2 separate regions of the Homo sapiens genome follow, and region 1 is linked to region 2. A link is an interaction called in ENCODE POLR2A ChIA-PET data of the cell type or tissue named here. Cell type or tissue: PC-9. All regions are shown on one strand. Links, peaks and the distances in the headings refer to the core of each region. The heading gives the core; the rest is flanking DNA.

The links. Peaks named below come from ENCODE experiments on the same cell type or tissue, not always from the same donor. Only the 100,000 strongest peaks of a DNase experiment are listed, where the experiment ranks them.
Region 1: POLR2A ChIA-PET joins it to region 2 with 19 read pairs; 2 of 35 experiments call an interaction of 5 or more read pairs at or near these places.

What each region holds. Positions count from the first base shown.
Region 1 is chr22:36,544,235-36,549,604 of GRCh38, forward strand. No RefSeq gene overlaps it. Among named protein-coding and RNA genes, the nearest start is that of EIF3D, 18 kb to the left of the region's middle. RefSeq lists a silencer at 168-462. In PC-9, for the core only: CTCF peaks have their summits at 2,213 (motif pointing right) and 2,413; DNase peaks (open chromatin) are centred at 2,207 and 2,947; H3K4me3 peaks cover 557 bases; H3K27ac peaks cover 404 bases.
Region 2 is chr22:36,309,696-36,315,065 of GRCh38, forward strand. MYH9 (myosin heavy chain 9) reads right to left here. Exons shown (of 41, transcript NM_002473.6): 13 at 4,450-4,623; 14 at 2,354-2,527. Among named protein-coding and RNA genes, the nearest start is that of MIR6819, 25 kb to the left of the region's middle. In PC-9, for the core only: no CTCF peak of the experiment used is centred there; a DNase peak (open chromatin) is centred at 2,196.

The sequences.
Region 1 (5,370 bases), core at 308-5,307, 230 kb after region 2:
AAGAAGCTGGAGCTGAATAGGAGTTGCCCCCTTGGCCAGGGGCTCTCTACTTTGCCTCAGTCCCCACTACTCCCTATTGCACCAGATTCAAACTTCTTCATAGTCATGCATGTTTGCCGCTGGGGCCTGTGGGAGTTTGCTGATAAGTTGCAGTGCAATGCTGTGGGTGCTGTGAGAGCACGATGAGCAATAATAACTCAGCCTTGGGCAGTCAGGAAAAGCTTCCCAAGGGAGGCGAAGTCACAGCTGCTTCTCTATAAAACCTGCAGATGCTGCTGAACACCCTCATCTTTATGGCTCAAGGACATGAATAAAGGACGCAAAGTCAGAGCTCACGAGGAATCTCTGGCATAAAGCGACTGAGGCCCAGTGACTTATCTCGGGTCACACAGCCTGCTGATGGCAGAAGTGGGGCTAGAACTAGGATTACCAACCAGAAACCTTTTTGGACTACTTTCCCTAGAACCAGAGCTGTCAACCAGAAACAGTTCTGGGCCACTCTACCTCCCCTGTCTCTGGATTCCTCGGGAGTTAGGAGGATTTGTACTCTGGAATCTTAGACTTGAGTCCTGTCTCTGCCATTTACTTGCAGTATGACCTCAGATGAGTCACTTCCTTTCCTTGAACCTCAGTTTCCTCATCTGTAAGGTAGAGCTAAGGATTCTGACCTCAAAGGAGTGTTCTGAGGGCCAAACGTTGGGAAAGTGGACAGGAGGCAATCTCAGACATCTCATTAGCTCAAGAGGACTCTAGATACCTGAGGGTCATTATGACTGTTGACAAGTAGCCACCTTCTCCCAAGAGATTTTGTTACCATCTGTTTAACAGTGACCTTGAAGGGGATCCATCCCCCACTTTGCCCTTGCCAGTCCCTTAAAGGAGCACGCATGGCCTTTGGTCAGGCTTGGACCCTGGAAGGGAATGCTTTGGGATTCTCTGACTTTGGGTGTGAACTGGGCCCTGGATGCAGAGCCCAAGGGTTCCCCTCTCCTGGGAGGCTCCAAGGTCACAGCGAGTACTAGGGTAGAGTTGGGAAGGAAGCAGAATTTCCTGGGCAAAAGAAATGTCAATAATTCTTTTGTTTTCTTCAAGGCATCTACCTGCCTATCTGGGGCTCCCCTTAAATCCCATGTCTGTGGCTGGAACTATTGAGACTCTCCTACTTTGAGGAGGTCCCACTGTCCTGAGTTCAAATCCTGACTTTTCTCCTTATTAGTTGAGTGTGACTTTGGTTGGACAAGATTTCAAATTCCTCTAAACTCCAATGTCCTCATCTACAAAATGGGCCTCTTAAGAGTACACATTTGGTAAGGTTTAGTGGGAATTAAGTGAGATTATGTGTGAAAGGGTTTAGCACAGTGTAGAGCTCAGTCAATGCCCGTTATTACTGTGATTGGAAATTAGAATGATTGCCACCCATCGTGTTTGTATAACACTTGACCATTTCTGAACTTATGCTTCTCTTACGCCATTTGATCTTCGCAATGACTCTTTGAGGTGGCCGGTGCAGGGATCATGACCTCATTGCACAGATGAGACAACTGGAGCTCAGAGAAGGCAACCGTCTACTCAAGGTCACACAGCTTGAGTATGGCAGAGTGGCAGAGCCAAGTTCACTTCTTGTTCTTTTTTTTTAAGATGGAGTCCGGCTCTGTTGCCCAGGCTAGAGTGTAGTGGCATGGTCTTGGCTCACTGCAACCTCCGCCTCCCGGGTTCAAGCGATTTCCTGCTAATTTTTGTATTTTTAGTAGAGAAGGGGTTTCACCATGTTGGCTAGGCTGGTCTTGAACCCCTCACCTCAAGTGATCCACCCGCCTCGGCCTCTCAAAGTGCTAGGATTACAGGCGTGAGCCACCACACCTGATCTCAAGTCTTCTGAGATGAAGATTAAACAGCACCTTCCACAGGGTCAGACCGGACGAGACAAGACCAGGCTTTGACCACGTGGTTGGGTTGTTCCCTGGGTGCTTCATATCTCCCAAAAACTCCTTGATAGAAATAATCCACAATGCTGTTTCAAACCCTTTTTGCCTCTGTTTATGCTCTGAGCCTGTACCACCTCTAGGGGCGAAGAAACTTCTCCTTTCTCCGTGGCGTCAAACGGACTTTTCCTTGTATTTGTCCTAAAGGGACCTCAGCAGCCCCTCCCCGTTGGGTCCGTCAAAGCACTCTGCCAGAAGGTCTGTGTGTTCTTCAGTGTGGGCACATGATGGCGCTGCTCCACAACGCATGAAAAATCAGGCCCAACCCACCCCTCACCCCCCGCCCCCCGGACTGCATTTCAACGCATCAAAGATCAATTAAACACCTACTATGTGCAAGTGACTGTGATTGCTCCGGGGAGGGCTTCAGTTATTCAATACTGTTATGTTTAGCTATATTAATAATAGCCGTAATAACATCGGTACAGGGCTTCATAGTTTATCGAGCAATTTACGTGGATTATCTGGTTCTATCTGCCAAGCAGTCCTGATGCGTTAGATCGGGTGGGTCTTTCTGTCCCACTTGAGGAGGAAACTGAGGCACGGAGGGTGACAGAACTTATGTAAAGGCACGGGGGAGAGAGGCACATGGTAGGCATTTGATGAATTATAGGTGGTGGATGGAATGAGGCAGACCCAGGCATCTATCTCCTCCAGGTTGTTATTCATCAGTGAGGGCCGGGATTGTATCTTATTTGTCTTTCCATCCCCACTCCTAGCACGGCTTCTGATTGAGGGCTTCCACAGACCTCTGTGGCAGGGAGAGGAGAGGCAGGGGGATTCCCTGTAGGCTGCAATGCCGAACAGCTCCTGGAAGGCTCTCTGAGGGTGTGCAGGCTGAGAGAGGTGGCTTCTGGGCTGGAGACTGCAAAGAGAGGAGGTCACTGCCTTCACCGTGTAGCATTTGCAGGACATGAATGACTCACCGTAATTCAGCTCCTGAAGGCACCAAGTAGCTGAGTGGTCAGGATGATTCATTCATTCATTCAACAAACGTTTTCTGAGTGCCTGTTACATGCTAAGCATTAAGAATGCAGGTATGCAAACACAGCCTCTGTCCCCCTGGAGCTTCCAGAGCAGTGGAGGAGATGGAGGGCAAAGAGCTAGCAATGCGGTTTGGTTTGAGTTGCCCAGAAGTCTGTACTGAGTGCCACGGGGTAACCAAGTCTAGTGGCACAGTGTGAAGGCTACAAGAGGGGGAGATGTTTTGCAGGATTTGAAGGATGAAATGAATTTGCAGATAACCAGACAAAGAAAGGTGCATGAGGACTGGGGGAAGGAAAGCATCAGGGGCAGTGGGGTATGTACGGGCAGGAGCTGTCAAAGGGCGTCAGTCATGTGTTTGAGGATGGGTAACAGATGCAGTAGGAAAGACAGTGGTACCAGCAGGGAGGGCCTTGAAAGCTATTCTGAGGACTGTGAATTGCATCTTGTATTTGTCAGGGAATCACCATGCTGGGAGCTCTGCTAGGAGCTCAGAGTTCCATGGAGAAGGTGGGCAAAGAGAGGCCCATCACTCATGTTTACTGAGCCTTGACTATTTCGTGGTGCTAAGCACTTCTTGGGCCTTGGTTTATTGTCTGTCTTATAAGGCAGGTACTGTGATCATCCCCATTTTATACACGAGTAAACTGAGACTTGGGATACTGACATAAGTTTTTCCCAAGGTCATAAAACTGGTACTAGTGGAGTCAGGACTTGTCTTTTTTGTTTTTTAATGGTCACCTTTACTAAAGCTGAAGTGTATGGGTTTTTCACGGATGGGGTACAAAATTCAAAAGGCTCAAAAAGTCCCAAGTGAGGTTGCTCTTCTTTTTTTTTTTTTTTGGGATGGATTCTCGCTCTGTTGCCCAGGCTGGAGTGTAGTGGGATGATCTTGGCTCACTGCAACCTCTGCCTCCTGGGTTCAAGCGATTCTCCTGTCTCAGCCTCCTGAGTAGCTGGGACTACAGGCACATGCCACCACGTCTGGCTAATTTTTTTGTATTTTTTAGCAGAGACAGGGTTTCACCATGTTGGTCAGGCTGGTCTTGAACTCCTGACCTCGTGATCTGCCCACCTTGGCCTCCCTCCCTCCCCAGAGGTGACTACTCTTACACTTTCTTGTGTTTTTTATTTTCTAGAGACTTTGCCTGTTTGTTTTGTGAGAGGTGTTTTATATAGACATAAGCACAAAAAGCAAGACAAGACAAGTGCCTGTTAACTACAAACATGGGCTTTGGGAAGAGCCAGTGTGGGTTTAGATCTTGACTTTTTCTGAGAGCCTGACAAGTGTCACCATTAAATGCTGGTTTGGACAAAGGGTGGGCGGGCTTGGAGGGTGGGATGAGGATGGCAGGGGGTAGGGACGTGGACATCAAGAGGTCTGTGTGCACAAGTGTGACTGTGTGGGCCTGGACTGGGGGTGAGGTGATCAGATGGGGACAGGAAATGGGGACTGCAGAGGCCTGGTGAGAGACAGAGCAGGGACGAGGCAGGGGAGAGCGGCTGCTGCGGGGCTGTCATAGCCGGCAGGCGTTTGGCAGGGCAGAAGGCACAGTAAGAGGAAGAGAGGCAGCCTGCGGGCTTGGCTTGGGACAGCCTCTCTAAGGCTCGTGCTGACTCTCGAGCAGTTCCAGCTCAGCAGGCCATGCACACGAACCAGGAAGCTGGGTGGACTGGGCTGGGAAGGAGGCCATGGGCTCAGGAGCCCGGGAGATCTGGTCCCAGTGCCCAGTGGGGATTCTGGGCAAGCCAATTCCTCTCCAGGCATCTGTGCGGGTCAGCGCCACACGGAAGCCCCTCGTCCCTGTTGATCTTCACTGTAGAGGGAGAGGCAGGGAAAGGCTTGGGAGATGCCGGGCTGGGATGGGCTAGGGGCTTGGAATGCCTGCCCAGAGGTTTTCAGGGCGGCATCTCAGCAAGTGTCCACAGTGTGCAGAGCTCTCCCAGGCAGGATGGGCACCTATACATGCATGCATATGTGTACTTTACATGTTATATGTAATACAATGTAATACATGTTATTTTGCTCGGTTCCCACTTCCCCTTTTAGAAGCCAGTTGATATATAATGAGTTGGTGTCCTCCCATTCTTTTTGATGCATTGAGGATCCTAAGTCTGTGCCCCAGTCCCCATAGTCTGTTCACTTCCTGGCTTCCTGGAAGAACAAAATGTCCCCGCCTCCTCTCGTTCTTTCCCTGCCCCACTCCTAGAATCAGCTGTTTTTCTAAGGAGCCCAGGTTTTCTTCCCTGAGAAATGCTATTTGGGTGGGGGAGAGGGAGGGAAGCAACAAGCTGTGGGGGAAGAGCCTCGATCTGGGCAACCCCTTTGCTCTTGTGACCTCGAGCAAGTCCCTCGGGGCATTAGGGGACCAGTTATGTCCTTTCTAGACTCACCTGAGGCCAA
Region 2 (5,370 bases), core at 162-5,161:
TAAAATTTTTAGGTAATATGAACAAAGAAAAACAATCCTGGAAGGACAACAAAATGTTACTATTTCTTTTTAGTCATAAGACAAGTAATTTTTGTTTTTTCTTTGTCTTTTTAGAATGTTCACATTTTCTCTGAGTATGTGTCAGTTTCATCTTTTTGGAAATATATTCTGTTTTTAAATATATTTTTTTAATTGGGCAGCCTCCTAAACTAGAGGGTTCAGAGAGACTCCCAGAAATAGATTCCTTTTTTCTCATTTTAAATAGAGATAGGGGCTGGGTGCGGTGGCTCATGCCTGTAATCCCAGCACTTTGGGAGGCCAAGGCGGGTGGATCACCTGAGGTCAGGAGTTCGAGACCAGCCTGGCCAACATGGCAAAACCCCATCTCTATTAAAAATACAAAAATTAGCCGGGCGTGGTGGCACGTGCCTGTAATCCCAGCTACAGGGCTGTAATCTCAGCCCCTAGGGGGGCTGAGGCAGGAGGATCGCTTGAACCTGGGAGACGGAGGTTGCAGTGAGCCGAGATCGTGCCACTGTACTCTAGCCTGGGCAACAGAACAAGACTCCGTCTCAAAAAAAAAAAAAAAAGATAGAGATAGGGTCTCACTATGTTGCCCAAGCTGGTCTCAAACGTCTGGGCTCAAACTGTCTTCTTGCCTTGGCCTCCCCAAGTGTTGGGATTACAGGCATGAGCCCCTGTGCTCTGCTAAAATATATACTTAACAGAACAAGTAATACAGCATGACATCTTCATTGCAAAAGGTCCCAGAACAATACCCAGAGAGCATCAGGGACCTAGGCCTCCCTCTTCCCAACACAAACTGCAGCCCAGAGGTGCTCCCCTCAGTATGCAAGCGAATGCACGCTGCTGCATCCCAGGGGTGCTCCCCTCAGCATGCAGGCGAATGCATGTTGCTGTTTATCATGAGGTAGGTGATGCCAGTTTCCTTTCCCCAGGCTCAGACCCTCCCACCCAGGCCAACATCCTTGTCCTTTTAGCGGCCACAGCACAGCCCACGGAAAGACGCACCACAGTTGATGCCATCGTGCAGGCCCCTTGGTGGGCTTTAGGGTATTCCTAATTATTCAGCATTACAAATAATCCCACAGCAAAAGCCTTCCTGGAAGCTTCTGCACTGATGAGCGTGTGCGTTTCCCAAAGGTGAGAGTGGAGAAAGGAGGCTCGGGAAACATTCCTTGGTTAATGGTGTAAATCGCTTTTTTGGCTTTATTATTTTTTTCATGGGTAGTTTAAGACAGTTGCTTCCGCAGCCCCAGGAACCAGCCAAGCTAAATAGAAGAGGCCGGCACAGGTGTGCTAGAACCGGGCCTGGACTCCTTGTGGCTTGGGAACAGACCTGTGAAAGCTCCCACATCTCCTCGCCAGTCATCACCAACTAGTCACCACCAACAAGGAGATGGCGCAGCCCCTGCCTAATCACAGCAATTAACTGTTAGGGTCTTTGTGCAGGAAGCACACGATATGCTGAGAAAAACCAGCTTTTGTCTAAGCATGCACCTCTATGGACTAAGTTGGGTCTAAGCCCCAGTCACATGCAGACTGGGAAGATGTCTGCTAGGTAAGTGTTGAGGGCAGGTCCACCACTGACTGACTGTGGCAGACTTGGCAACAGCAGCTGTCACCCACAGCAGTGGCAATTCCCCGCACCTCCCCCCCCGAAACTAGGACATGTTTGGCGATGTCTGGAGACATTTTGGGTTGTCACAACTAAGGACGGTGCTCCTAACTCTAGTGGGTAGCAGCCAGGGATGCTGGTAAACATCCTAGCATGCACAGGAGGGTCCCACAACAAAGAATGACCCAGCCCGCAATACCAGGAATGCCGAGGTTGAGGAGCCCTGCCCCGGAGCACTGATTCATGCCACATGTTGGGCCTCAAGAGCTTGTTTAATCCACATAATCCTGTATGGTGGGTGGTCATTCTCATTTTCCAGATGAGGAAACCAAGGATCAGAGAGGTTAAGTAACTGACCCGAAGTCAAACAGCTTATGAGTGGCAGAGCTCTATTCAAACTCTGAGCACATGCCTTTAGCCAAAGCTCTGCACCTGGCAGACAGGCCCAACGATAATGCATGATGACAACCAGCCTGGGCACCGCGGTGGAGTGCCGCAGGCTTCTAACAGCATGGAGCAGGTGAAGGGGCTCTGTAAGCTGTGTAAATGATGATGCTGTCACCGGCCACATTACTGGGTGAGTCATTGTGCAAGAACCGTACTCAGGTCACACCCCTGCGTCCCCAGCAGCTGCCCGGCTCCTGGTCCTAGAGAGCCTCGACTCCACCTCTCCTGTGAAGATCTGGCCAGCACCTCCCCGTGAGCGCTCCTCACCTTGCCGGCATAGTGGATAATGCAGAAATCAGCTTTGTCCTTCAGCTGCTTGGGCTTCTGGAACTTGGGGTGGGTGCCCTGCTCCTGCATCACCTTCTCCACGAAGCTCTTGTCGGTGGCTTTGGGGAACCAGCACTCCTCGTCCAGCAGGGCCAGAATGCCCGGGGGGCCTGCCTGGAGGAAGCGCAGCATCAGCACAGGTGAGTGCACCCTGGGAGGGGCACCCCACCCTTCAAGAAGCCAAAGCCCGGACATCAGAATCCCCTGAATCCCACAGACGGTGGGCGACACACTCCCCAGGAGAAGCAAAGCACTGTTGAAGATTTCTAGCTTCTAAAGAAACCTCTGGGGCCCAGGCTGCGGCTGACACCTTTACCCAAGGATCCATCGCGGTGGTTCTCCAGCATTAGTGAAACCCTCAGTGGGTCTGATGAAAAGTGCACATCCGCTGACCCGCGGGGCCAGAGTCTGACTTCACAGTGCACTGGGGTCTGCCCAGGAGGCTGCCCTCAACAAGTACCCTGTGATCCTGCCACGGGAGATGCCAACCCACATGCTTTGCGTCTGCATGTCTATGATGAGATGGGATATGTAGGAGGAGCCCCTTGAGGAAGATAGTCCCAGGGACCCAGCAGCCTTCTGCACACTGAGTTTACAAGACAAGAAAGCAGGTTTGGACACTGCAGAGAGGCTGACAAAACTTGAAGCCCAGTGGGTTCCTATTAGTTGGAAAATTCAACTGATTAAAGAAAAAAGCTCATTACAAAAGTAAATTTTTGGCCAGGCGCGGTGGCTCACGCCTGTAATCCCAGCACTTTGGGAGGCCGAGGCGGGCGGATCACCTAAGGTCAGGAGCTCGAGACCAGCCTGGCCAACGTGGTGAAACTCCGTCTCTACTAATAATACAAAAATAAGCCTGTAATCCCAGCCACTCAGGAGGCTGAGGCAGGAGAATCGCTTCAAACAGGGAGGCAAAGGTTGCAGTGAGCCGAGAGCACGCCATTGCACTCCAGCCTGGGCGACAAGAACAAAAATCTGTCTCAAAAAAAAAAAGGAAATTTTTTTCAAACTGAAAAAACTTTGTCCTAGGCCTTCTGATCAATTAACCATAATCAAAAGAAAACCCAGAGACAGGCCAGGCGCGGTGGCTCACACCTGTAATCCCAGTACTTTGGGAGGCCGAGGAGGGCAAATCATGAGGTCAGGAGATTGAGACCACGGTGAAACTCCGCCTCCACTAAAAATACAAAAAAATTAGCTGGGCGTGGTGGCGGGCGCCTGTAGTCCCAGCTACTCAGGAGGCTGAGGCAGGAGAATGGCATGAACCCGGAAGGCGGAGCTTGCAGTGAGCCAAGATCAGGCCACTGCACTCCAGCCTGGGCGACAGAGCGAGACTCCGTCTCAAAAAAAAAAAAAAAAAAAAAAAGAAGAAAACCCAGACACAGGAACAGCTCAGGCTTCATTACAGATCATACCCTCAACAAGCCTAAAACACAAACAGGCGACCCAACCTCTACCTGGCAAGAGGTTTAAGTATGAACTCATTGGAAAGGGTTCCTCTTTTCCATCTTCACACAGCTAATGCTGGCGATAAAAGCACTGCTGCTTGCTGGTTTTATGGGGGGGATGAGCTGAGCTTTGGTACGTGTACACCTGGGCAGAGCACTCAATGCCCAGGGTCTGCACTGTTCCATGCTACAGTGAAAGCAGCCCGCGATAGGGCCTTACTACATCCATGCATGGCTGTTTCTTTAAGACAAAGAAATGCTTATCGAGCCCAGCCTTCAGGAGGATGCTGGGTGGTCTTCTGGGACTGAAAACAGGATGCTAGGGCCCCCGCCACATATGCACCTGGTCCGGCAGCTGGGAAAAGCCCAGCCCACAGCTGCAGCCCAGAGCATCTCCTCTAATGGAGGCACCCACCCAGGCCTCCCAGGCACTGGATCTCAGCCTTGGGGCTTCATCCTCCGGGTGGCACCAAAAGGAAGGGGAGTTAAGACACCTCCACAACCAACACAGAGCTGAGGTGAGGAGCGGGTGCCCCGGAAGGGAAAAGCCAGAGGCAGGTGTGAGGTCAAAGCAAGCCTGGTACTCACTGGCTTCTCAATGAGGTCGATGCAGGGCTGCAGGTCGAGGCCAAAGTCGATGAAGTTCCACTCGATGCCCTCGCGCTGGTACTCCTCCTGCTCCAGGATGAACATGGTGTGGTTGAAGAGCTGCTGCAGCTTCTCATTGGTGTAATTGATGCACAGCTGCTCAAACGAGTTCAGCTGCAAGGAGAGAAAACAATGTCAGAGAGACGCCAACCCTGCACTAAAGAGGCCCAGACACCCCTTGAGAAGGAGGGTGGGGCAGGGATACAGGAAGGGCCTCCTTGGGCACCTCCATGCCGCTGCCTTTAGAGCCCGGATGCTCCTGGCCTTCCCTTTATCCACCCAGCAGTGGGCAACATTTACTCTTTGGAGCCAGTGACCGCGGGCAGTCTGGTAAAGCCTTTTCAGAATAGTGCTTTAAATTGCATCCAATAGATTACAAAGAAAGTAGTTATTTTGAAATATAATCATCAAAATATTGTGATCGAGTAATACATTGTTTTTTTTTTTTATTTTTTATTTTTTGAGACAGAGTCTCATTCTGTCACCCAGGCTGGAGTACAATGGCGCAATCTCAGCTCACTGCAGCCTCCGCTTCCTGGGCTCAAGTGATCCTCCCAGCTTAGCCTCCCTAGTAGCTGGGACCCCAGGCACACACTATGGTACATGGCTAATATTGGTATTTTTTGTAGAAATGGGGTTTCACCATGCTGCTCAGGCTGGTCTTGAACCCCTGAGCTCAAGCAATTCTTCTGCCTCAACCTCTCGAAGTGCTGGGACTACAGGTGTGAGCCACTGCACCAGGCCCTTCTATTTTTTTATTGAAGAGATGGGGCCTTGCTTTGTTGCCCAGGCTGGTCTCAAACTCCTGACTTCAAATGATTCTCTTGCCTCAGCCTTCCAAAGTGCTGGGATTACAGGAGT